3 separate regions of the Homo sapiens genome follow, and regions 2 and 3 are each linked to region 1. Evidence: chromatin loops called from intact Hi-C (ENCODE). Cell type or tissue: heart right ventricle. All regions are shown on one strand. Region 1 overlaps UACA (uveal autoantigen with coiled-coil domains and ankyrin repeats). Region 2 has its middle 42 kb from the start of LARP6. Region 3 overlaps UACA (uveal autoantigen with coiled-coil domains and ankyrin repeats).

The links. Hi-C counts contacts between places; a loop is a spot of excess contacts. Peaks named below come from ENCODE experiments on the same cell type or tissue, not always from the same donor. Only the 100,000 strongest peaks of a DNase experiment are listed, where the experiment ranks them.
Region 2: it touches region 1 in a loop (9-fold over the local background); 103 of 110 quality-filtered maps call a loop at or near these places.
Region 3: a loop joins it to region 1, with 2.1 times the contacts of the local background. A loop is called at or near these places in 56 of 110 quality-filtered maps.

Annotation. Positions count from the first base shown.
Region 1 is chr15:70,675,551-70,683,550 of GRCh38, forward strand. It overlaps UACA (uveal autoantigen with coiled-coil domains and ankyrin repeats), which reads right to left. Exons shown (of 19, transcript NM_018003.4): 9 at 7,208-7,245; 10 at 4,058-4,126; 11 at 2,549-2,656; 12 at 1,558-1,590; 13 at 943-1,041. Among named protein-coding and RNA genes, the nearest start is that of SALRNA2, 44 kb to the left of the region's middle. In heart right ventricle, a CTCF peak has its summit at 4,260 (motif pointing right); no DNase peak of the experiment used is centred here; H3K27ac peaks cover 2,124 bases.
Region 2 is chr15:70,808,492-70,816,491 of GRCh38, forward strand. No RefSeq gene overlaps it. Among named protein-coding and RNA genes, the nearest start is that of LARP6, 42 kb to the right of the region's middle. In heart right ventricle, CTCF peaks have their summits at 3,767 (motif pointing left) and 3,966; no DNase peak of the experiment used is centred here; H3K4me3 peaks cover 716 bases.
Region 3 is chr15:70,718,759-70,726,758 of GRCh38, forward strand. All of the region lies in intron 1 of UACA (uveal autoantigen with coiled-coil domains and ankyrin repeats), which reads right to left. Among named protein-coding and RNA genes, the nearest start is that of UACA, 41 kb to the right of the region's middle. RefSeq lists an enhancer at 1-387. In heart right ventricle, CTCF peaks have their summits at 4,055 (motif pointing left) and 4,254; no DNase peak of the experiment used is centred here; H3K27ac peaks cover 4,297 bases.

The DNA of each region.
Region 1 (8,000 bases):
CTATTCTAATCTCTAACATCATAGATTAGTTTTATCTGCTTTTGAACTTCATAAAAATAGAATCGTGCAGTATGTACTCTTTGTGTCTGACTTATCTCTTGCAACACTGTCTGTGAGATTCATACATGTTTTATATTATTTTTCATAATGCACACATAGTTTTTTATTTACAAAGAAGAATATTATTTTTGCTATGGTCTGAATGTCTGCCAAAATGTGTTGAAACTTAAATTCCCACTGTGGTGGTATTAAGAGGTGGGGCCTTTTGGAAACTGATTAAGTCACGAGGGCTTCACTTAGGCTCCTTTTTGCCCTTTCGCCTTCTGCCAGGTGAGGATGCAGCAAAAGGCCCTCACCAGACATGAACGCCAGAGCCTTGATCTTGGACTTTCCAGCCTCCAGAAATGGGAGAAATAAATTTGTTCTTTATAAATTTTCTTTATTTTGTTACAGCAGCATGAACGGACTAAGGCACTTTTTTAGTGTACTTTGGGGCTGCATTCACCAACAAAGACAAAAGATTCATGCTGAATCAGCTGCCTTCAGTGATGCCCAGTGATGAATCCTTTCTGAGATAATCCTGGACATATCATCATTCATTTATATGAATGCTTTTTATTATCATTATACTCACTGCAAATTTACAGGTAGAAATATGATGTTTTAAAAAGGTAAGGATGGACAATGAAGAGAAACTAGAATGACACTAAATGTCAATTACATGCTAGTCAATTTAAATGATCTCACTTAACCTTTATAACTATGTGGAGAAAGAGACAATCACCCCAGTTTTGCCAAAGAGGCAACAAGTTTGAAGACTTTAAATAAGCAGCCCAAGGTCACACTATAAATAAGAGATTTATAATTCAAATTCAAGTCTGATGCCAAGAGCCTTACCATTACCCATTATGAATTACAGGAAATAATTTATCCTTTCTATACCTCAAAATATTTAAATCTATTTTTCAGAGCCTCAATAGTCCTTAAGCTTTCTTCATGTTGCTTTTCTTTAGCTGCCAAAAGGGACTTCAGCTTTTCTCTCTGAAATGAAACAGAATAAATACAGTAAAATCACCCTGTGCTTGGAATTGGATTAAAAATGTGTTTTAGAAAACGTGAATTGGAATTGCATTGAGGACTGGAGTTAATGAATTCTCCAACCTGGTGAACTTTAACTACTAATAGAGTTGATAATTTCTACAAATATACTAATGAAACATACAATATCTATAAACAAAATCATAAAAAATTCAAATCTCTGTTTTCAATCTTAATGTTTTCAGACATTTTCTTTATGTTTAGAATTTTATATTATTTTCAGGACAAGTTTCACAGAAAGTAAGACTTTCAGAGGCAATAACAACAAAATGCCTACAATAATCTATGCCACTACATTCAAAACATCCTTTTTTAGTCATCTATAGATTTTGAATTTCCCTTTAATAACCAGAAATAGAATCCTGGTCTCTATCTCAATTCAGGACTTAAACCTTTACTACTATATCATCTTCAATTCCTAAAACAATTTTAATGGTTTAAAATAAAATGTCACCCTACCTCGCTTTCCAGATCATCAGCAACCATAACTTCCTAAATTTAAAAAGAACACAAAATATTTTAATTCTTAAAAGCCTATTTTAAAAGGCATGAACTTGGCAAAGATATTTTAAAAAGATTGGCAAATGTCTTTAAGACTAGGGCCAAGGATATGAGAAGAAAATTATGTACAATTCTGTTGTATGAGTTGTCATTCATTCTTCTCACTATCCAAATTCAGAAGCACTTTTGATTCTCTTGAGAACCTATCAACCACCAAGTCCTACTTGTTCTTGGTCCTCATATCTTCTGTCTACTTTTTCCTCTCCAATCCCATGGCCCTAACTATAGTTCAGCCTTTTGCTTTTGCATATGTTCAATTTTAGGAAAATCTAACATAGATAGCAAGATATTAAAGTGATACGGAAAATTAGAATCACAAGGACACAGCTGTACCAATCACGCAGTTACTTCTTACTTTTGAAATGCAAATATCACATAAGATTTCACCTGTGGTAAGTCCTGTACATAATAAAATGTATATTTAAAGAGCAAACTGATGATACTAGATTTCATATATATTCTACTTTCCCTCTAAAAAATGATTTATGGATATTTCTTGTATTTCCAATTTTTTTATACAACAAGGAATATATTACAGGTCACTGTTTCTGTGATTTTGCTCATCACAGTGTTCTCTGGAATGCCCTCTGATTCCCTCTTACTTCCTTCAAAATTCAACAGAAGTACCATCTCCCACAGGAAGTGCCCCCCTCAGAAGCGGCAGCCCACAGTGATCTCTCCTCACTTCCCTGAACATTCTTTACACTGTCCTTACTTGTTAGCTTATGGTACTTTAAATGTAAAATTTCATGTAAAAATCCTGGTCCCCAGTAAGATTTAACTCCTCTGAAGTGCAATGAGCTAATTTTACCTTCTTTAGCACAATCATTAACAATTTGCTATTGATATAGTAAGACAGTTTATTTTTCTATTATGCAGATTTATTTACCTCATTCAGCTGTAACTGTAAACCATTGACTTTATCCAAAAGTATTCTTTGTTCTTGCTGAATTTTTCTCAACCTCTCTTTCAAATCTTCATTTTCAATCTCCAAATCCTTAAATAATAAAGACAACAAGGTGCCAGGCCAATCTTAAAAGAGCAAATTCTTAAAGGAGAAATTTTTAAAAGCAGTTCACTACCATACAGGTACATACATATGTAAAACACTAAGTACAAAAGATACAATAATTTCAATGATATGCCAATGATTTAAAATCTACAGATCATAAATAAAATAGAAAATTACTATCCTATAATAGCTAATAAATACAAGTATATACTACAAGAGGGCAAATCATCCTAATTCCAATAAAGAAAAAATAAAAAGCATCTAGACACAGAAAAGAGCAAAAGAATATGCCATTTTAACTTTTGCTTAAGACCTCCCAAATTTATGAGACTCTTCTAATCCTTTTGTTGAAATAATCATCATTTTCAGTGCTCTGGTAAAAGATAAAGGCTCGAATTTAAGGACATAGTTCATTTTCTTACACTACATAGTAAACTAAGAAAACCCAAATAAAATGCTTTTATTATACTGAAACAGCTATTCAATTTATCATTTAACGGTGTTTCAGTCATAAAATTAATTATGGGTCCTTCCTCTAAAATAATCCTCATAATATTCTTTGGAAACTTTGACCAATATAAAAGCCAAAAAGTACTGTGTGGTTAGTTTAACAAAATTATTTTTCTCAATCAAAATAGAAAATACTTTAAGAAAAAAATCAGATTTAATTTACATTAATGATCATTTTTAATACTATAATTTTCTAAAATAAACACAAATGTATGGTTTACATCACAAAACAAACACATTTAAATCAAACAGTTATATAAAGTTGCTTTTTCTAATATATATTAAAACAATACTTTCTACACCATACTTCTAGCGTTACATAATTAAATTTTATAATACTGGACTCAAACATTGATAACAAAAGTCAATTCTTAAAGAAGAGATTAGGCAGCCGGGTGTGGTGGCTCACGCTTGTAATCCCAACACTTTGGGAGGCTGAGGCGGGTGGATCACCTGAGGTCAGGAGTTCAAGACCAGCCTGGCCAACATGGTGAAACCCCGTCTCAACTAAAAATACAAAAATTAGCCAGGCATGGTGGCACATGCCTGTAATCCCAGCTACTAGAAGGGCTGAGGCAGGAGGATCACTTGAACCTGGGAGGCAGAGGTTGCAGTGAGCCGAGATCATGCCACTGCACTCCAGCCTGGGCAACAGAGCCAGACCCCATCTCTAAATAAATAAATAAATAAATAAATAAATAAATAAATAGAAGAGATTAGGCAAAAAAAAAGAGAATCACAAACAATTTTAACGAGCTTCCCTTTCTTTGCCCCACTCATTTCACCCATTCTCTTGCTTCCTCTCTTCTCTCTCAATCCCACTACAAATACTGGAATTGTTTTTAAAGGAAGACACCATTATTTTTTTCTTTTTACCTGAATATTTTGATGCTCCCTCTGATGTGACTTCACATTTACTTCATCTTGCATGTGTGTCAAATTTCGCTTTGGTAAAACATAAGAAAACACGGGTCAGCAAGTGTAAGAATACAGAAAAGTATATTTTCCTCAATTGGCAATACACCCAGTTAGTGATTTTCAGTTTATCCAACATTAGCTGCACATAACACAAGGTGGCAGTGTTTCTATTTAAAACTCCAAAATGGAAAGGACCTTTAAGACTATGTTTTAAATAAATCAAGTATAACTTATTTAAAAATACTAAATAATAACAAATTTTAAAATATTATTAAGGATTTATTTTAACTAAAGTCACAAAATTTTAAAAAGAATTTGTAATAAATGCATAACAAAAGTTGGGCTATAAAGCACTGCATTGCCAACTACTAAAAGAACTCAACTTAAAAAAAAAAAAAAAGGAAGAGGAAGGGGAAGTCACATTAATTTGTAAAGACAATACAGAAATTATTTACTTCTCTGAGCACCACCAAAATAAAATATCAAGAGGTATGGTAAGGAAGAGACAGACAGTCCCTCTGACCTGAGCAATATAAAAAGGTCTTTAAATAACTTGGTTGGGTGTATGTTCTGTTTTTGTAACTTACTGCTTTGAAACTTTATTCCAGCTTAGAGATTTGCTTTAACAAAAACAACATAATTATTAAACAAGAGAATAACCCCCCTTTCAAAAAAACCAAAATGATCTTTAAATCTCCACAATAACTAATGTAGAAAGCTATTTATTTCTTCCTAATTAGGTTAAAAAAAAAACTACTGCTTTAATTCTTCGAGATGATTTTCTCATGTTTTGTATTATTTGTTTACCTTTGCTTGATCAAGTTTTTAAACTATCATTCAAATGAGTTTGGATCTAGAACTAGAGGAACAACTCCCATTTAAAAGATATTCTATATCCACAATTTGGCCCTAACTATGTTTACAGCCTCATTCCTTCTACCAAAGGACTGTTCTTCAAGTGGAATCTGACATCTTCTCACAGCTCACCTGATCATACCACTTTCATTTCCAGCCTTCACTTCAGCATCCTCACCCACTGCCTCCACTATATCCTAACTCAGACATACTAAATCAACCGCATCCTTTAATTAAGATCCATCTTCCTGACAAGCCTTGTTATTAGCACACTAAAAGAACCTCTCTTGCACCTCTGGCTCCACTTAGCAGCGATCTGATCACGTGCACCACTGATTGGGGTGCACACGTCCTGCCTTCCGCCATCTGGTAGTCACTGGTGGGTACATATCAATAGTCCTTATCATACAAGGTCCTTCTTAATCTAGCCCTTTGTTACTTTAGCAGCTTCTTCTGCTCCCTCCACGATGGGCACATCGCTCCTGTCACACTTGTCTGCTGCTGCCCCATGAACATGTCTAACCTGCTCCCTCATCAGGGGCTGGGCACCTGCCCTTCCCTCAGCCTGTGAGGCTTCTCCCACAGACTTCCACCCACTCCCTCTTCATCCCTTAATTCTGTTTTGTTTTTCTTCACAGCATCTGCTATGATACTAAATATTCCTTTGCTTATTGTTCATCTCTCACTAAGCTAGGAGTTCCATAAGGGCAGAGACTTCGTACACTACAATATTCCCAGCACTTAGAACAGTAGTTGGCATGTTGTAGATGTTCAGCAGATATCTGTGAACAAACAACTGAGTGAGTCTTACATTTGCAACTATACTGTAGGCTTCTTGAAAACAGAGATTACATGTGCCTTAGTATTAAAAAAAAAAAGTCCTATTTACAGCGTATATTTAGTAAGTGTATTCAATAAATGACGGAAACACAGTAATTAGGAGCAGTGTGTCTTTCTGTTCCTAGTAGAATATTAACTCCTTGTATTCACTTCAATATTTCCTAGAGCACTGAGCAGAGAACAATTCCCATATTAATATTCAATAATTCTTTTTATTTTAAATATCTATATATTTCAGAAATCATTTTTCTCTGATTCTGTGTGAGATGGCTAGTACAGTCATAGCAGTGTACATTTTTTTTCACTCTACTCACACTTAGGTTATATGAGGCACAGGGAAGAAGGCTGGAACAGTTGCTCCAGATGGAAAAGTGTCAACAGACATGACCCATATATGAACATATTAATTCAGATGGATTGAAAAGGAAAACAAGCTTTAATATAACTTTCATGATAAGTGCAGCAAACCACCACGGCACATGTATACCTATGTACAAACTGGCACATTCAGCACATGTATCTCAGAACTTAAAGCAAAATTTTTAAAAAATGTAGCTTTCAGATTCAGGTGAGAGGTACAAAAATGACACAGGATGATGATCAGAATTGCTCAAGGTACCTGATTACTTTCTCTTCAGGGTTTGCAAATGCTTAGGTTCCTCTCACTAGAGAAAAGCTGAAAGCCTGGAAGGGAACAGTCAGCAGGAGAGGAAAGCTGCCTACACTAGCTTTTGAGCCACGGTACTGTAAACCAACCCTGCTTACTTTAACACAAATAGATTAGCAGAAAACATAAGACATTTCACAACCAGGATATCAAAACAGGGTTAAATAGTAATTTAATAATAAATGTAGTGCAAAGCATGAATTATTTCAAGTGTTGTTATTCCGTAAAGTCCTCAATTAAATACACACAGAAAAAAAGACTGAAGAAGAAATAAAAACACTAACAGTGGCATTGAAATCACAATATATAATCAGTTTAGAACTCTGTTTTCTTCATTTCTTAATTACACTGGAAGAATTTTCCCATAACAGTCAATATTTTGTCCTGTTATTAAGGGAGACTGGGGGAAACTGTCTATGATCTGCCAAGCTAAAGTTCATCATTTAGCAAGTTACAATGTCTCCTACTTGAAAAAACTGAATGCTCACGGCCCTAATCAGGAGGCTATCTCTTTCCCACTGGATACCTTCATTGAAACTGAGATCTAATGTGTCTCAAGCTAAGTGATAGTATCTTGATAGGACCTCATGATCTAAGTATCCAGAATCTACACGGGCTTGATTAACTGAGAAGAGAGATAGAACGCATTTAAACTCAGAATAGTTATGCTAACTATTAACTAGTTTTACTAAGCACTTTAAACTATACAATACATATAATTATTTAAAATTAAAATTAATATCTACCTGTTGCAAAGATGGCCCTTTCTTCCAAAGTTCTCTCCCTAAGATTTAGAGAAAAAGAGAAACAACAAAATGGCAGGTTAACTTGGGGTAGGTACGCATTCCCTAACTATACAATTGAGTCAATATTAAATAAATAAACTTTAGAGTTTCCTCTAAAGCTTACAACTTTTTAGTTTTATTTCTAAAACGTATGCTTGAAACAATAATGACATCTCACTTTTGCCTATCAAATTAGCAAAATTTTTATAACAATATTCAAGTAGGTAAGATTAAAGACTAAGGATTGGAGGCAGGTAAAAAATGGGAAATTTATTTAGGCTGGGTATGGTGGCTCACACCTGTAATCCCAGCACTTTGGGAGGCTGGGGCAGGAGGATCACTTGAGGCTAGGAGTTCAAGACCAGCCTGGGCAACATAGCAAGACCCCATCTCTACAAAAAAAATATAAAAAATTAGCTGGCCATGGTGGTACATGCCTGTAGTCCCAGCTACTCATGAGGCTGAGGCAGGAAGATAACTTGAGCCCAGGAGTTTGAGATTGCAGTGAGCTATGATGGCACCACTATACTCTAGCCTGGGCAACAAAGGGAGACCCCATATCTAAAAAAAAAGAGGGGAAGAAAATTTAAAAAGCTCCTAAATTCGAAGGCAATTTGCCAACATAGACCAAAGGCTTAAAGAAATGTGCATGCCCTGAAACTCAGTGATTCAATTTCTAGGAACCGACCCTAAAGGGTAATAAAAATATACTAAAATATTTATGCATAAGGACAGTCATAACCTTTGTGTATTA
Region 2 (8,000 bases), 130 kb after region 1:
CCACGCCCGGCTAATTTTTTTTATTTTTAGTAGAGACGGGGTTTCACCATGTTGGTCAGGCTGATCTTGAACTCCTGACTTCAAATGATCCACCCGCCTCAGTCTCCCAAAGTGCTGGGATTACAGGCGTGAGCCACTGCACCTGTCTGGTTTTCACTATTTCTCTGCCTCATTTCCTCTTCCTCTCACACTTCATAAGCTTTATCATGCGAGTGCTGCCTTTTTTTTTTTTTTTTTTTAGGAGAAATGGGTTATGATAGAGGGCCGGGCAAGGTGGCTTATGTCTGTAATCTCAGCACGTTGAGAGTCTGAGGCAGGTGGATCACTTGAGGTCAGGAGTTTGAGGCCAGCCTGGCCAACATGACAAAATCCCTTCTCTACTAAAAATAAAAAAATAAAAAAAACATATACTGGCCATCTTGCTGGCCCTGTCTAGTGAGGGTTTGCCACATTCGTAATGTTACATTTCTTGCTTTTGAGTATGTTAGAACAAACTCATACGCCTTACAAATATTTGGGCAGTAGAATCAAGAGAGCATGGAGTCAAACAGGCCACTCTTCGAATCGTAGTCCCATCGCTCACTATCTCTGTAAAGTTCTCTAAGAAGACCTGACTTCTCCATCTCTTAGTTTCCTCCTCCATGAGATGAAGATAATCAAACGTACTCCATTGAGTCAGTGGTGATCAAATTAAATGAGATGATGTACGTGGGTTACTTAGCATATTGCTGGACATACAGGATGAGCTGGCAAGGGTGTTTTTGTTGTAATGATTAGGAAAATTGAAGCGTAGGAGACTTTTGGGTCAGTGTCCTGGGAACAGCAACTGCAGAGAGGGACTGCAGGACTCAGGCCTGAGGGAGGGGCAAAACGCCAGTGGCTGAGGCCAGTCTGAAAGATTTCCCAGACTAGATTCCAAGTGTGGGGATGGGGAATGACATGAACAATAATCCAGGTCTCCTCTGGAACCCATTTCATCTCCAAGGCTGCATAGGCCCACTGAGCCACCCACGCTGACCTCAGCCCAGAGCAGATCTGCCTCCTATCCCTGAATGATATTTCCACCGCTGCTCCTGTCCCCATTTTATCCTTAGAAAGAACAGGCTTCTTGCCTGCTTGTTTTCACTGTGGCCTTGGTATTGAAAGCTAAAGGCATGATTTGGCAGAAGGTAAAGCCCGGGGAAACCTAGGACAGAGGCTCTTGCTGCCCACAGCCTCAGCAGCCTGCAGACACATCTGATGCCAGCTTGGATGTCAGAGACTACAAGGTCATTGTCACACGTGCATGGTGGTGCTACCGCTTGAGCCCTTTGTTTATTTTTATTGTTCTACTGCTACCGGTGGTAAGAGACTACCAGTGGGGAAAGGTGGGAAGGAGAGGGGAAGAGATTTCTACCCCTTCCCCATTTCCCTGTGTCTTTACTGCTGCCCCACATCTGGAGCTAAGCAGTTGGGTTTGAGGGAACTGAAGCAGGCTGGAGAATGTGGTACTATGGGTCATAGACAGGCTTAAGGGAGGCCTTCGTTTTGTTCTGTTTTTGTTTTTTTTTTTATGATGGAGGAGTGTGCACATGGAAAGAGCCAGAGAGAGAGAGAGAGAGAGAGGGAGATGAAAGCTGGTAGAGCAAAGACCCCGAGGAAATATGTGAGGGGTGAAGGCACTGGAATCCAGGGCACTGGGGAAGAGATTCTGGTGTCTATATAGATGGCGCACCCAGTTCTCTGACACTGGTGGGGAGGATGTGAGGGCTGGCAGACCTAAATATTTTTGTGGGAGGGAGGCTGGAAGTAGAGGGATTTCATGCCAGATGGTCTCAATTTTCTTTCTCTTTCTTTCTTTCTTTCTTTCTTTCTTTCTTTCTTTCTTTCTCTTTCTTTCTCCTTCCTTCCTTTCTTTTTGACAGAGTCTCACTCTGTCACCCAGGCTGGAGTGCAGTGGCACGATCTTGGCTCACTGGGCTCAAGCAATTCTCCTGCCTCAGCCTCCTGAGTAGCTGGGACTACAGGCGCACGCCACCATGCCTGGCTAATTTTTGTATTTTTAGTAGAGACAGTGTTTTGCCATGTTGGTCAGGCTGGTCTCGAACCCCTGACTTCAGGTGATCCACCCACCTCAGCCTCCTAAAGTGCTGGGATTACAGGCGTGAGGCACCGCGCCCAGCCAGGCAGGATGGTCTCAATTTTTGCTGGGAGCTAGGAGGCAAAGCCATCTGCTGAGAGGAGACTTGAGGTAAGGATGGAAATTAAGGAGTAGTGGGGAAGGTCTGGAATAGCCATCGTGGGGACAGGAAAGGATGCTTCCTAGAGGCAGGTCAAAGGATTGTACAGATGCACTGAGGACTGTGAATTTACAATTTATCCCTGAGCAGCACTGAGCAGTACAGACCTGGGGTCCAAAAAGGTAGAGGATGGGATTAGCCCCAGGATTGCTACCTATGCATGAGACCTACAGACATTATTGTGGAAAGTATCTTGAGCAATGCTTCATGTCTAAATAGTTATTAAGCCCAGACCTTTCTAATTCATCTCCTGGGAGCAGTCAGAAAGTAAGTGGCTCGGTCAGAAGGTAAGTGGCTCACACCATCGGGCCATCCCACCCCCGTGTGCCACTTCATCTTCCTCTGCCCCCAGGGTCAAGTGACTGGTATTGCGGGCAGCTCAGACGCTGCAGGAGCAGATGGCCAAGTAGGTAACCCCTGCCTCTTTGGCATGATCTGTCTGTCTGTGACCCCTGCACATGGACCCCAGGGGCCACACACAGCCAACACAGAGCGGGGGCCCTGATTGCCTGAGTTTATGGGCTCTTTAAACACCAGGCTTATAGTCCTTCATGTAGCCGGGCCCAGATCTCAGCCAATCAATCAAAAGCCGGTCATGGGATGTCACTGTGCTTCCTCTCCAACACATGGAGAAGGCCAGCCTCCCCGGTGCCAAGGCCAACATCCCTGGTCCCAAGGCCAGCTTTATTAAGTGGAGCTTGTTCTTAGAGGTCTTATTAATTGATATACACCCAAATGTATCTGTGTTTCCACAAATCAGTTGTTTCCCAAAAGTCCCCCTGTGGATGAAAAAAGCTAGGGGACAGGGTGACTTGGAAATATGTCTCCTGGCATAAGGCAGATGATTTATTGGTAGAAAAACCAAATTGGGGTCATTTACTGTCCTTACATAAAATAGTTTCATGCTTGGTACTGACCTACCTTTCCAAGATCCTGTGAGCATGCAGATGTCAACCAAGCAGCTCAGCCTTCTAGGAGAGACATGAGCCATGTGAACTCACTATGTTCTCACTTTTTTTTTTTTTTTTTTTTTTTTTTTGAGACAGGGTGTTACTCTGTTGCCCAGGCTGGAGTGCAGTGGTACAATCACGTCTCACTGCAGCCTTGACCTCCCAGGCTCAAGCAGTCCTCCCACCTCAGCCTTCAGAGTAGCTGGGACTACAGGTATATGCCACCACACCCAGCTAATTTTTTTAAAATTATTTTTTGTAGAGATGTTGGTCTCACTATGTTGCCCAGGCTGGTCTGGAACTCCCGGGCTCAAGCAATCCTCCTGCCTCGGCTTCCCAAAGTGCTAGGATTTACAGGCATGAGCCATTGCTCCTGGCTCCACTTATTTAAAAAGATAAAGGGTGAAAAATAAAAATCGAGGAAAACTCACCTAGCTTCGTCGTTTATCAACCGTGCATCCTTTTCATTTTGGCAGTTGAGACTTGAGCATTGTTCTAGAGTGAGTCTTGAAATGTTGCCATCTTGTGGTAGAAGAGAGTAACTGCTTGTTTACTCTCTGTGGTCGTATTTATTTCAAGTACTGTATTTGTTGAGGTCCGCTCTGTATCAGGCACTGTACAATAATTGCAGTCATAACTTTACATTAAGAATAAGGGTCTGCTAGCCGGACGCGGTGGCTCAAGCCTGTAATCCCAGCACTTTTGGAGGCCGAGACGGGCGGAACACGAGGTCAGGATATCGAGACCATCCTGGCTAACACGGTGACACCCCCGTCTCTACTAAAAACACACAAAAAATTAGCTAGGCGTGGTGGCGGGCGCCTGTAGTCCCAGCTACTCGGGAGGCTGAGGCAGGAGAATGGCGTGAACCCCGGGAGGCGGAGCTTGCAGTGAGCCGAGATCGCACCACTGCACTTCAGCCTGGGCGACATAGTGAGACTCCATCTCCAAAAAAAAAAAAAAAAAAAAAAAAAATAAGGGTCTGCCTATGCTGTGGGAGCCTCTTCCTGGGATTGGTGGTGACTGCCATTCCAGACCCTCCATACCAACTGCATCGTGGGAAGCCAGTACCCTCACACCCCATTCTATTTGAGGTTTTACCCAGAATCTTGGATGCTGAAAGGAGCCTGATGGAACAATGCTACCTTAGTCTGCATCATTCATTTCAGGTGAATCAAAAGGTGACTTTTTCCAGCTGTGGCAATTTCCCAGTGGTTCTCAGTCCTGGCTGCACATTGGAATCACCTGCAGGCTTTTAAAAACCACAATGCCCAGGCTTTACCTCCCAGAGACTCTGATTTAATAGTGCAGGGTGAGGCACTGGTATTTTTATAGCTCTCTGGGTCAGGAATGAGAGATGCTATAACATTTAGGACGGGTCAGTCATCACCATTTTTATTGCTATTATAACTGGAAGAATTACCCTCCCAACCTTCCTGCATGCGCATACACACACAGACACACACACACACACACACACAGACACACACACCTCTGCCCCCTCACCACATTGGGACAGAAATTGGAGAACAGCATGCATGGCTCCATCATCTAAAAACTTCATTTGTCTCTCACATTATAAATAATACTTTCCAAGCTTTTGGGGCAATGGGGCGGGGGGGGGGTCTTTGAGACGCTTTACAAGTTACTAGCAAAGGTATATGGCCAACAGGCCCCTTTTCTTATTCTTGGTCAGTCGAAGGGAGCACCATTTGAAGGTAGGATGGATGGAAAATTGAGCAAAAGAATACATTCTGGTCACCAAAACGATGTAAAGTGAAACTCCAAGGCACAGCCTGGTAGAGTATGGACAGTTTGGGAAAAATAAGGTTTGTTTTCTTTTTAAAGGTAAAATCTATGCTATTTCTGGGAATTAATGTTTGTCAGGGGAGAGTGTGTGCATGCACCGACTATTATTCCAGGAGCATTAGGAGGAATAAAGACATCTCTTTTCCATTCACTTTGGTAGGGACAACTTAAGGGGAAACAAGCATGAATCCCTGCATCCCCGACAGCTCGTCTGGCTCTGAGGGACTTGGAGAGCCCAAGTTTGTCTTGGACCAGTTTGATGAGCTACCAGGTGCAATTCTGAATGGAATAACTAAGACTTGGCTAAATCAACTCTCGGGGGGAGTTGGGTAGGGTGTGGGAGAGCCTTGTGTGACAGACCAGTCCCTGTAGGTGGGAGGTGAAGTTTCTCAAACACAGGAGAGGATACATACCTGTCTTAGTGGATTTTTTGCTGCTACAACAGAATACCATAGACTGGGTAATTTATAATGAACAGAAATTTATTTGGCTCATGGTTCTGGAGGCTGGGAAGTCCAAGATCAAGTTGCCACATCTGGGAAGGCCTTCTTGCTGTCATAACATGGCGGAGGGCATCACACAGGCAAGAGTGCACACACGTGAGAGGGAAGGGGGCTGAAGTAATCTTCTCAGGAGGAACTCATTCCTGCAATAATGAACCCAATCTCATGAAAACAGTATCAATCCACTCATTGGGTACAGCCCGCATGGCCTCATCTCTTAGAGGTCCCACCTCTTAATACTGTTACACTGGGGATTAAGCTTAATGCCTTTTGGGGGACACATTTGAACCACAGCAACATTCCAGAGGGGGAAGGTTTGAAGGAGGCTGTGTCTCTGAAAGGAAGGTAGATATAAAGTCAAAAGAACAAGATTAAAAACTGAAAGGCACCACCTAAAGAGTCTCCAGTTTTCCATGGAAAACCATTCAATGAAATGTTTAATTCATTGAATGGTTTTCCTTGGGAGCACAAGAAAAATGGTATTGATGGCCATTTAAAACTTTTCTCTGATATGTTGTGACTTTCTTTAATTTTCCCACCTTGAGTAAAGTTGGATATATTTATTCACTTTTGTGTGGTTATGTCATGAAGACAGGAGAGACACATTTGCTGCCTCCCAATGCTCGGAGATCATTGTGCAGGAAGCAGCAGGATGCTGGGGCAGGCTTGCCCAGTGATGACCTGAACTGGGGACCACAAGGAACCAAGAGCTGCCAGAAGACAAAAGAGCTCAGAGGGATGGAGGCCAGGGGAAAACTGAGATGTGGGAGTAGGAAGACAACTCCACCCCACCACCACTAAATACAGGAGCACGTGACCCTTAAGAAGAATGGGAAAGCTGCCATTTAGGTTACAGCATAAATTCCTTCTTTACTGAGATAAAGGTGTGAACCCTGAATATTTGATACAAGTCTCAGTTCATCTAGAAAGTCTATTTTGCCAAGATTGAGGACGCAGGCCTGTGATACAGCCTCCAGAGGTCCTGATGACATGTGCCGAAGGTGGATAGAGCACAGTTTGGTTTTGTACATTTTAGGGAGACATGAGACATCAATCAACATATGTAAGATGAACATTGGTTCCGTCTGGTCCAGAAAGGTGGGACAACTGGAAGCCAGGGAGGGGGCTTCGAGGTCGTGGGTAGATAAGAGACAAATGGTTGCATTCTTTTGCCTCTCCAAAGTGACAATCAGATATGCATTTATCTCAGTGACTTTGAATAGAATGGGAGGCAGGTTTGCCCTAAGCAGTTCCCAGCTTGACTTTTCCCTTTAGCTTAGTGATTTTAGGGGCTCAAGATATTTTCCTTTCACAAATGGGAAAGAGAAAGGTGGTTGACAGAGAAGGCTGATCTAGAGTTATGATTTTTAACTCAATTCATTTTGGGTGGCAGCAGGATATTCAAGCAGAGACTTCCCATAGATATGAAGACATATGTGATAAGGAGAAGGTGCGAATTTAAGACCAGTGGTAAAAATTGGAAAATGTAAGTAAGCAGAATGAAAATTGTCTAGGTATGACAGGTTTGAAGTCATAGACCAAGTCCTAGCCCTTTATTTTATACGTGAGGAAACTGAGACCAGAGAGTGGCAAGGACTACTGACATCCTTGAGACAACAGAGCTACTCCTCCTGGCATCCATGGTTTGACTCCGCCTCTCCTCACTCCCAACTCAGGTCTTGTTTTTGTCTTCTGTTTGCCCAGGTGTCATTTTGGTCCTGGTAATCTGAACACGGACAATGGTGAACACATGAAAAGCACTTCGCGGGACATGCTGGGGAACCCACTAACCAATAGTCTTTTATTGACTTTCCTTGTGTTACTGGTTTAAACAAATTTTTTTTGCTCTTTTTGTTTGTTTTCTAGTAGAGTAGTCACCAATGTTTGTGTAGACAGAGGGTTAAATCTCTGAGTCAGAACTCCCCGCTTTCTTTCAGCATATTCAAAGATTTCAGGATGCATGAGCAAAAGGTATCAAATGGTTTCCATTTAAAAGGGGACTTGAAATTGAGCCATAGGGCTTGGCTGCAGTCCTCATGCTAAGAGATTTCAATGGGGACAGGCTAACCTTTTTATTGAGGAGATGTTTGCCCATTACCAAGAGGAGAAATAAAGCAGGAAAGAGGTGCAGAGGCATCCCAGGAACCAAATGAAATGGCCTCTTTAAATGGCCATTGTTACTATTTCCAACATATTTTTTTTTTTTTTTTTTTTTTTTTTTGAGACAGAGTCTCGCTCTGTTGCCCAGACTGGACTGCAGTGGTGTGATCTCGGCTCACTGCAACCTCCGCCTCCTGGGCTCAAGCGATTCTCCTGCCTCAGCCTCTCGAGTAGCTGGGATTACAGGTGCCCGCCACCAGGCCCGGCTAATTTTTGTATTTTTAGTAGAGGTTTTGCCATGTTGGCCAGGCTGGTCTTGAACTCCTGACCTCAGGTGATCTGCCTGCCTTGGCCTCCCA
Region 3 (8,000 bases), 43 kb after region 1:
ACCTTAACAACAGCTACCACCAAAAATAATTTTAAAATATGTGATATAGGCTTTGAAACCAGGTGGCAGAAAGCAAGAAAACTGTTACTGGAGAATGGAAAAATAGCAACCCACATAAAGTGGTGGTAAATAAAACTGTCACATAAAAAATTGAATAACTTGGCAAAAAGATTATAAAAGCTGAACTTTAGTTGTCATTAAGTAGATTTAATAAAGTACCATTAGATTAGCTCATTAAAGGAAAAAGGAATCCCCCAGTCATAGGAAGGAGGAAGGAAGGGAGGAAGGAAGGGTAGAAAGAAGGGAGGAAGGAAAGAGGGAGGAAGGAAGAAAGAGAAAGAGAAGATGAAGAGAAGGAGAAGGAGAAGAGAAGAGAACAGAAGAGAAGAGAAGAGAAGAGGCTCAGAAAAGGGGCCTATGTGCAAGTAAGGATAAAAAAAGAGAGAACCTGAAATTCCTGGACTTGCAAGGTAGAAACTCCCAACTATTTCCCATTTCCAACAAGTAAAAAGGGTTTACAAAGGCCAATTATGACATAAACCCAGGGCAAAGACCAAATCATAAGTGTAGCCATCATAGTGTCTAAGACCTTTGAATTAATGCTGCCCCCAGTAAATCCACTCAGTGGAACAAAATGGCTTGGTGGGGGATTCCCCCGACAGGCAGACTAAGAATGTGGACCCACGGAAGCTCAATAAGCTCAAGATACCTGTACTGAAAACCAAAATAAAATGCACATCTCAACGAGTTGAGGATGTAGCTACTGGCACATGGCTCTGACTGAAATCAAATAGATAAAAAGAAAAAATACAACCACCAAAACATCATTCTGTTTGAATTAAGGAAACATTATTCTTCTAGATTACCTTTGGGCCCTCGATTTTCTATAGGCAAGAAGTGGGTTGAGAAAGGTGTTCAACCCTTATAACACTCCCTGACCAAGAAGAGCATATCCTCCAATACTCCATTCAAAAGTAGACAAGAATGATATATTAAAGGAAACACCTTACAGAGTACCCACCCAAGAATCATGGAAAACAACAAACTGGGTGAATAATCGAGGAAAATCCCCTAGGGCCAAGAAAAGTTACCCTTCCTACATTTATCCAGTAAGATTTTCATTGCTAAGGACCCACAATTGTTATGTGCTTCCTTTCTTCCCCCTTATTTATTTATAAATTGTTTGAGATACAGGGTGATATGGTTTGGATCAGCGTCCCCACCCAAATCTCATGTTGAATTGTAATCCCCAATGTTGGAGGTCAGCCTGGTGAGAGGTGACTGGATCATGGAGGCAGATTTCTCCCTTTGGTGCTGTTCTCATGAGATCTGGTTGTTTAAAGCATGCAGCACCTCCCCTCTTTCTCTTCCTCCTGCTCCAGCCATGTAAGATATGCCTGCTTCCCCTTCACCTTCTGCCCTGATTGTAGTTTACTGAGGCCTCTCCAGAAGCAAATGCCACTATGTTTCCTGTCCAGCCTGCAGAACAGTGAGCCAATTAAACCTCTTTTCTTTATAAATTACCCATTCTCTGGTATTTCTTTATAGCAATGTGTGAATGGACTAATACACAGTGTCTTGCTTTGTTGCCCAAGCTGGAGTGCAGTTGTATGATCATGACTAACTGCAGCCTCAAACTCCTGGGCTCAAGTGATCTTCCCACCTCAGCCTCCCAAAGTGCTACTACAGGCATGAGCCACCATGCCCCACCCATTCTTCCCCTTTCTTAACAGGAATGTTTATTGTGGATATCCTGTCTCTGTTCCACTACTGGGAGAGATGGATGGCAGAACTGGTATTTTAGTTCATTGATCTCTGGATCAAGAAAATCTACATAGATAAAAGACGTAGAAATCCTAAAGAGGTTTAGACTTCAAGACTAATGTTATTGAAGGAAATTCTTAGAGTATTTTCCTTGAGGAAGAGATAAATATATTTTGTATGCCGAAGCAAAGTAAGTCAATATTTGTGATCAAGAGGACAAACTGTGGTAGATTATATTACTGTTTGGTATTTACCAGCCCTGTCTTTGAAGAATATGCGCCCCTGCACCTCACTGACTCTGCACCTGACCATGTGACATGCTTTGGCAGTCATGAAGTACTCCACTCCTGAGCAGAAGATTTAACAGTATCACAAGTTACAGCCAGCCCTGAATTCTGCTCACTACCATGAAAATGGCAGGTAGAGACAGAGGATGCTCCATCATTCTGGATCTTAGGATGAAAATGTGGAGTGCAGCCACTTGCACAGTCAGCCCAAAGCCTACATGTGCCATAATGCTGACAAACCACCAAGATTTGGAGATTGTTTCTGCAGTGAAGTTGATTAATACAGAAATCAAATGAAACAAAAGGTTAAAGGGGGAGGAATGGCGTTACATACAAGTATAATTCTGGTAGTTGAATATAGTGTGAGATGCCTTAGGTGGCAAAATGAGTACAGTTAGTGAGGTAAAGAACACCCATTCCCATTCTGTTTCTAGAATGGCTATGGGTGTGGGTAAATATAGATTCTTTAAAGGATAAATCAGTTCAGTTTGGTTGTTGGATGTGATGGGTGGCAAAATATAAAACTACAGTTGCGGATGGGCGCGGTGGCTCACGCCTGTAATCCCAGCACTCTGGGAGGCCGAGGTGGGCGGATCACAAGGTCAGGAGATCGAGACCATCCTGGCTAACACGGTGAAACCCCGTCTCTACTGAAAAATACAAAAAAATTAGCCGGGTGTGGTGGCGGGAGCCTGTAGTTCCAGCTACTCGGGAGGCTGAGGCAGGAGAATGGCGTGAACCCAGGAGGCAGAGCTTGCAGTGAGCCGAGATCACGCCACTGCACTCCAGCCTGGGCAACAGAGCGAGACTCCATCTTAAAAAAAAAAAAAAAATTACAGTTGCAACCCTAATAAACTTTTATTAACCCAGCGCTTTGCACAGTCCTCAACTATAATCAACACAGGCTTTTATTACCATCTTCATAAAAAGAAAAGAAACTTAGAGTAAGTTCAGTCACCTGCCAACATTACACAGTTACCAAGGAATAGTTAAAACTCAAACCTGAGATTATCTAATTCTAAACTTTAAATTTTTTCTATACCATGCTGTCAAAAAACAAGGGTACAGATTATCTGGTAAACATTCAATTAAAGTGGTTACCTGATTTTATACCATTTGCCCATTAGATGCAAAAGAAAGGTGATTCCATGAACTCAGTTCTAAGTCTGAATCCTATTTAAAAACATTCTGTATCTCTATTCAGTAAGTTCTCTTAAATTTAGACTATACTAATTCAGAATTCTGAAAACTCAGATAAGGGATGGCCTTTTCGATATGAAAAATATTTCCCAGGCAAATTAATAATGCATTCAAATGATGGGTGATGCAGTTTGGGCATTTTAAACACTTTATAAACCCCTTAACGGCCTTCAAACTCCTTATATTTACTATAAATGTCATTTTTATTATACAATAACATATAGTAGAAAAATAATACTAATACAAACTCAAAAAAAGAGGAAAGGAAGGCAAGAGGGAAGAAAGAGGGAAAAGACAATCTAGCAAAATCACTTTTTTTTTTTTTTGAGACAGGATCTCACTGTGTTGCCCAGTCTGGAGTGCTATGGCACCACAGTAGCTCATCATGGCCTCGATCACCTAGGCTCAAATGAGCCTCTCACCTCAGCCTCCTGAGTAGCTGGGACTACAGACATGTGCCACCACACTGAGCTAATTTTTTTATTTTTAGTAAAGAAGAGGTCTTGCTATGTGGCCCAGACTGGTCCTGAACTACTGAGCTCAAGCAATCCTCCTGGCCTCCCAAAGTGCTGGGATCTGGCCTGCAAAACCACCATTAAAACAGTAACTTTATTTTTTGTTATACGTCTTTTCAAACTTCTTTTCAATATCTAGACATACATTAAACTTTTAAGTCAAAATGAGAACATACTATACACATATTCCACTTTAAGGAATATTCTTAATATGAGTTCACTGGAATTGCTTACTGATGAATATTCCTGACTGAGCATTTCAAAGCTCATTAAAATCTCAATCTTTCTGGCTCCCTCTGGTGGCAACTAAGAGAAGCTATTTTTTTCTTCAATTCAGTTTGAAAAAAATTAAGGTGGCACCACTCAGAAGCACTAACTTATCATTACTAAAAACATCTTTAAGAACCTATCTGAATATAGAATTTGTCCAGAAAGAAAAAAATGGACAATTTTTGAGTGAATTTCTATTAACCAACAGGGATTTGACATCAGAAAAACCTGGACAGAGTTCCTGACTTTACATTTGTTTGCTAGTTTACCTTGATCAAGTTACTTAGTCCCCCTGAGCGTCAGTTTCCTCATTTTAAAAATAATGCTAATAAAAACCACTTCATTTGTTATTAGAGTTAGGGTTAATATATGTGTACTCTGAAAATGCTCCACAGTACTGACACAGAAAAACAGTAAACAGCAGGTGCAGCGGCTCACGCCTGTAATCCTAAACTTTGGAAGGCCTAGAATGGAGGGTCGCTGGAGCTCAGGCATTTGAGACCAGCCTGGGCAACACAGTAGACTTTGTCTTCACAAAAAATTAGCCAGGCGTGGTGGTACACATCGGTAGTCCCAGCTACTCAGGGATACTCTTATAATAGACTTACTGTTCTTAAGACCAAAGTCCTTAATGACGTCTAAGATCCTCCATGGTCTCACCCCTCCTTACCTCTAAAGTATAATCTTGAAATGGGTACTCTCCCTCTAGCCTCCAATCTCTTTTCATAGCGAAGTTCTTCAAAATTACCAAGTTCCCTCACAGAGTACCAAGGTACAGTGCTACTCCCTTTGTGCTTCTTAATCCTAACTCATTTTTCAGATCTCATCTCAACTTTTTCCTTTTTTTTTTTTTTTTGAGACGGAGTCTCGCTCTGTCGCCCAGGCTGGAGTCCAGTGGCGTGATCTCGGCTCACTGCAAGTTCCGCCTCCCAGGTTCACGCCATTCTCCTGCCTCAGCCTCCCGGGTAGCTGGGACTACAGGTGCCTGCCACCACACCCGGCTAATTTTTTGTATTTTTAGTAGAGACGGGGTTTCATCATGTTGGCCAGGATGGTCTCGATCTCCTGACCTCATGATCCACCCGCCTCGGCCTCCCAAAGTGCTGGGATTACAGGCGTGAGCCACCACGCCTGGCCTTGAACTTTTTCAAAGAAACTTCCTCTGACTCCCCAGATTTTGTCAGGCCCTCCCTGTTATATATTCTGGTATATCTCTACTTCGTACACTTATTACATAGAGCTGTAGCTTTATATTTTAAGTGTGTTAGCTTTCTAATCCTGTCTCCCCCCACTTTTCTGTCTACAAATTTCTCAAGAGCAAGGAGTACATGTTCGAGCTTAGCACTCTATTTGTCTACATAGAGTAGGCACTTAAGTATCTGTTGAGCAACTGAATAAACTGAAATTAACAAATACTGCAATTAAAGAATTCTTTCTAAACCTACTTCACATAAAAGATGGTCATGGAAATGTAAAATAATATTCCAAATACTATGCTCCATATTTCTTCTCAGGCTATCTAGTGTTCATAAAGGCTGATAGAAAATAATACTCAGAAATATATTTAACCCATACTCACAGAAAAAGTTACACCCTTCAGAGAAGAAACTTTAAGAGCACAGAACCTAAATATATAATGATAGTCCTTTAAACATCTCAGTTTTAATTTTTTTTCAAATTTTAGTACATATGTGGTTTGCTTTCTGTAGCAAATATCTAACTGAAAATGTGTCTGAAAATGGAGTGTTTTTAACTGTACTACACAGTTTTACTTTTCAAGGAAAACTGGTGAATGAACTAGTACAGCTAACAATCACTCGCTAAAAGGTGTGCTTCATGGCTTCCTTGGAAGGTATGCACTGAACTATTTTAAACCAAGGCACACTTATAATTGCCTCAAAGAGTGTGACCTTTTTATAGATTAAACTCTTTCTCTATATAGTAGGCATCCCCAAGCACATAGTAAATTTTCATCCCAAATGGCTTTGTTCTCTATTCATCTGCACCAAGCCAGAAAAAAAAAGATATCTAGAAATCCCCAACCAAAGAAAGTTACAAAGTTTGCAATACTCTTGCCCAGAAGTTTGAGACCAGCCTCAGCAACATAGCAAGACTCTGTCTCTACAAAAAAAAAAAAAAAAATTTAACTAGCCAGGTATGGTGGCAAGCACCTTGTAGTCCTAGCTACACCAGAGGCTAAGTTGGGAGGATCACTTAAGCAAAGGAGGTTAAGGCTGCAGTGAGCCATCACCATGCTGCTGCACTCTAGCCTGGGCAACACAGCAAGATCTCAAAAAAAAAAAAATCTTCGTTTGATGGAATATTTGATAGATTTATCTGATAGATTTTTGGTAAATCCTATGACTCCAAAACAGCAATTATTTTTCCCCAAAAGCTGCATAATGATATAAAAAATCTAAAAATTAATTTCTTCCCCTGTTAGGTTAAAGGAAAATAGAGTTTAAAATATAGCTCATATTTATAATAGAATAAAATCCTTGAGGATCATCTTGTCCAGGAAAAGTAAATATTGGTACTATATGTGCCCTCCCTCCCATGGTGAATATGGATAAATCAAGCTTAGCACTCTTTCCTCTGACCAAGAATGTCCACAGACCTCCCAGGTTCCTTAGGATATGGCACTACTCAGTAATATAAGAAAAGCATAGTCATTTTAATTGTCAAAGGGAACATTTGCCATCAATGGTTGTGAAAGGAAGTAGCCAATACTTTAGGAAAACTTCCCTTCTCCCTGTCTGAAAAGAAAATCTTTCAACTTTCACAGTGTCCTTCTAACCTTAAGGAGGACCTCTCATGGTGGATCTCTTAATTCTCCAGTCTCTAGGAAGGCAGATAGAACTGTGATCTTATTAATAATATGTTTCCTATGTTATCATTGAACCAAAAAATAAAAACCAAGAGTGGGGATACAAATGTACCTGAGTGAAAGCAGAGGTATATTAAGAAGGAAGGTTTTCAAGAATTCTGGCACTGGCCATGCAGAAACAATCCAAGGAAGATGAAGGCGACACCAAGTCATCAAGATAACTTTGCTAGAAGAAAGAACCTGAAATGTACCCAACACATAGAAATGATAAACACTGAGGTGATGGATGCCCTAAATATCCTGACTTGATCATTACCCACTCCATGAATGTAGCAAAATTTCACAGGTACCCCATAAATATATACAAATATAATGTATCCAAATAAATAAATAAATAAAAATGGGATGACTTTAAACATCTGAATCTTATTCATTCCCACTGTTCTGCTTGCATCTTCTCTAAGCAAGCTTCCAACAAACTTGCTTTCCTACAGGAAGTGACTGGATGGAAGTATCCAGCCCCTAAACCAGCTATTTAGTTCTCATTATACATTAATAAAATGATTTAATACATCAGTGAACTTTCAGGGTAACTCAGCACCCCCAAATCCAATCAAGATTGAGTTTCTGCTTAAATAAGCATAAGGTAAATTTACCAAGATGACAAAAGGCCTTCACCTGGCAACAAAGGATTGGCTCTTCCCCAACAAAACTTCTCAAACTTTTACAAGATGTATATCTGAGCAGCATGGAGGAAATTGTTTAAAAAAAAATGTAAACAGCACTGATTTTCTCATTAGCTTAGAATTAGAAGCATATTCTTTGCTATTCGTGTATAAAACTAAATCTCTCTAAAATACAGATCTTAAAAATATGTATTCACGACTTTCTCCACTTATTTTCATTTCATTTGGCTTTACTTTTTCTTCTGAAATAGAAATAAGATCACAAAGCTCAGCATCCTGAAAAGGTTTTAAGATCACATGTTAAGAAATAAACACTCAGAATACTAATGAAAGGGAATAGCCGAAAAATTAACAGCTATGGGATGTGGTATTAGAGAAGACATTTTTTCTTTATATGTTCGGTACCTTCTAAATTTTCTACAATAAATATTGTTCTGTTCAGCCTCCTTTA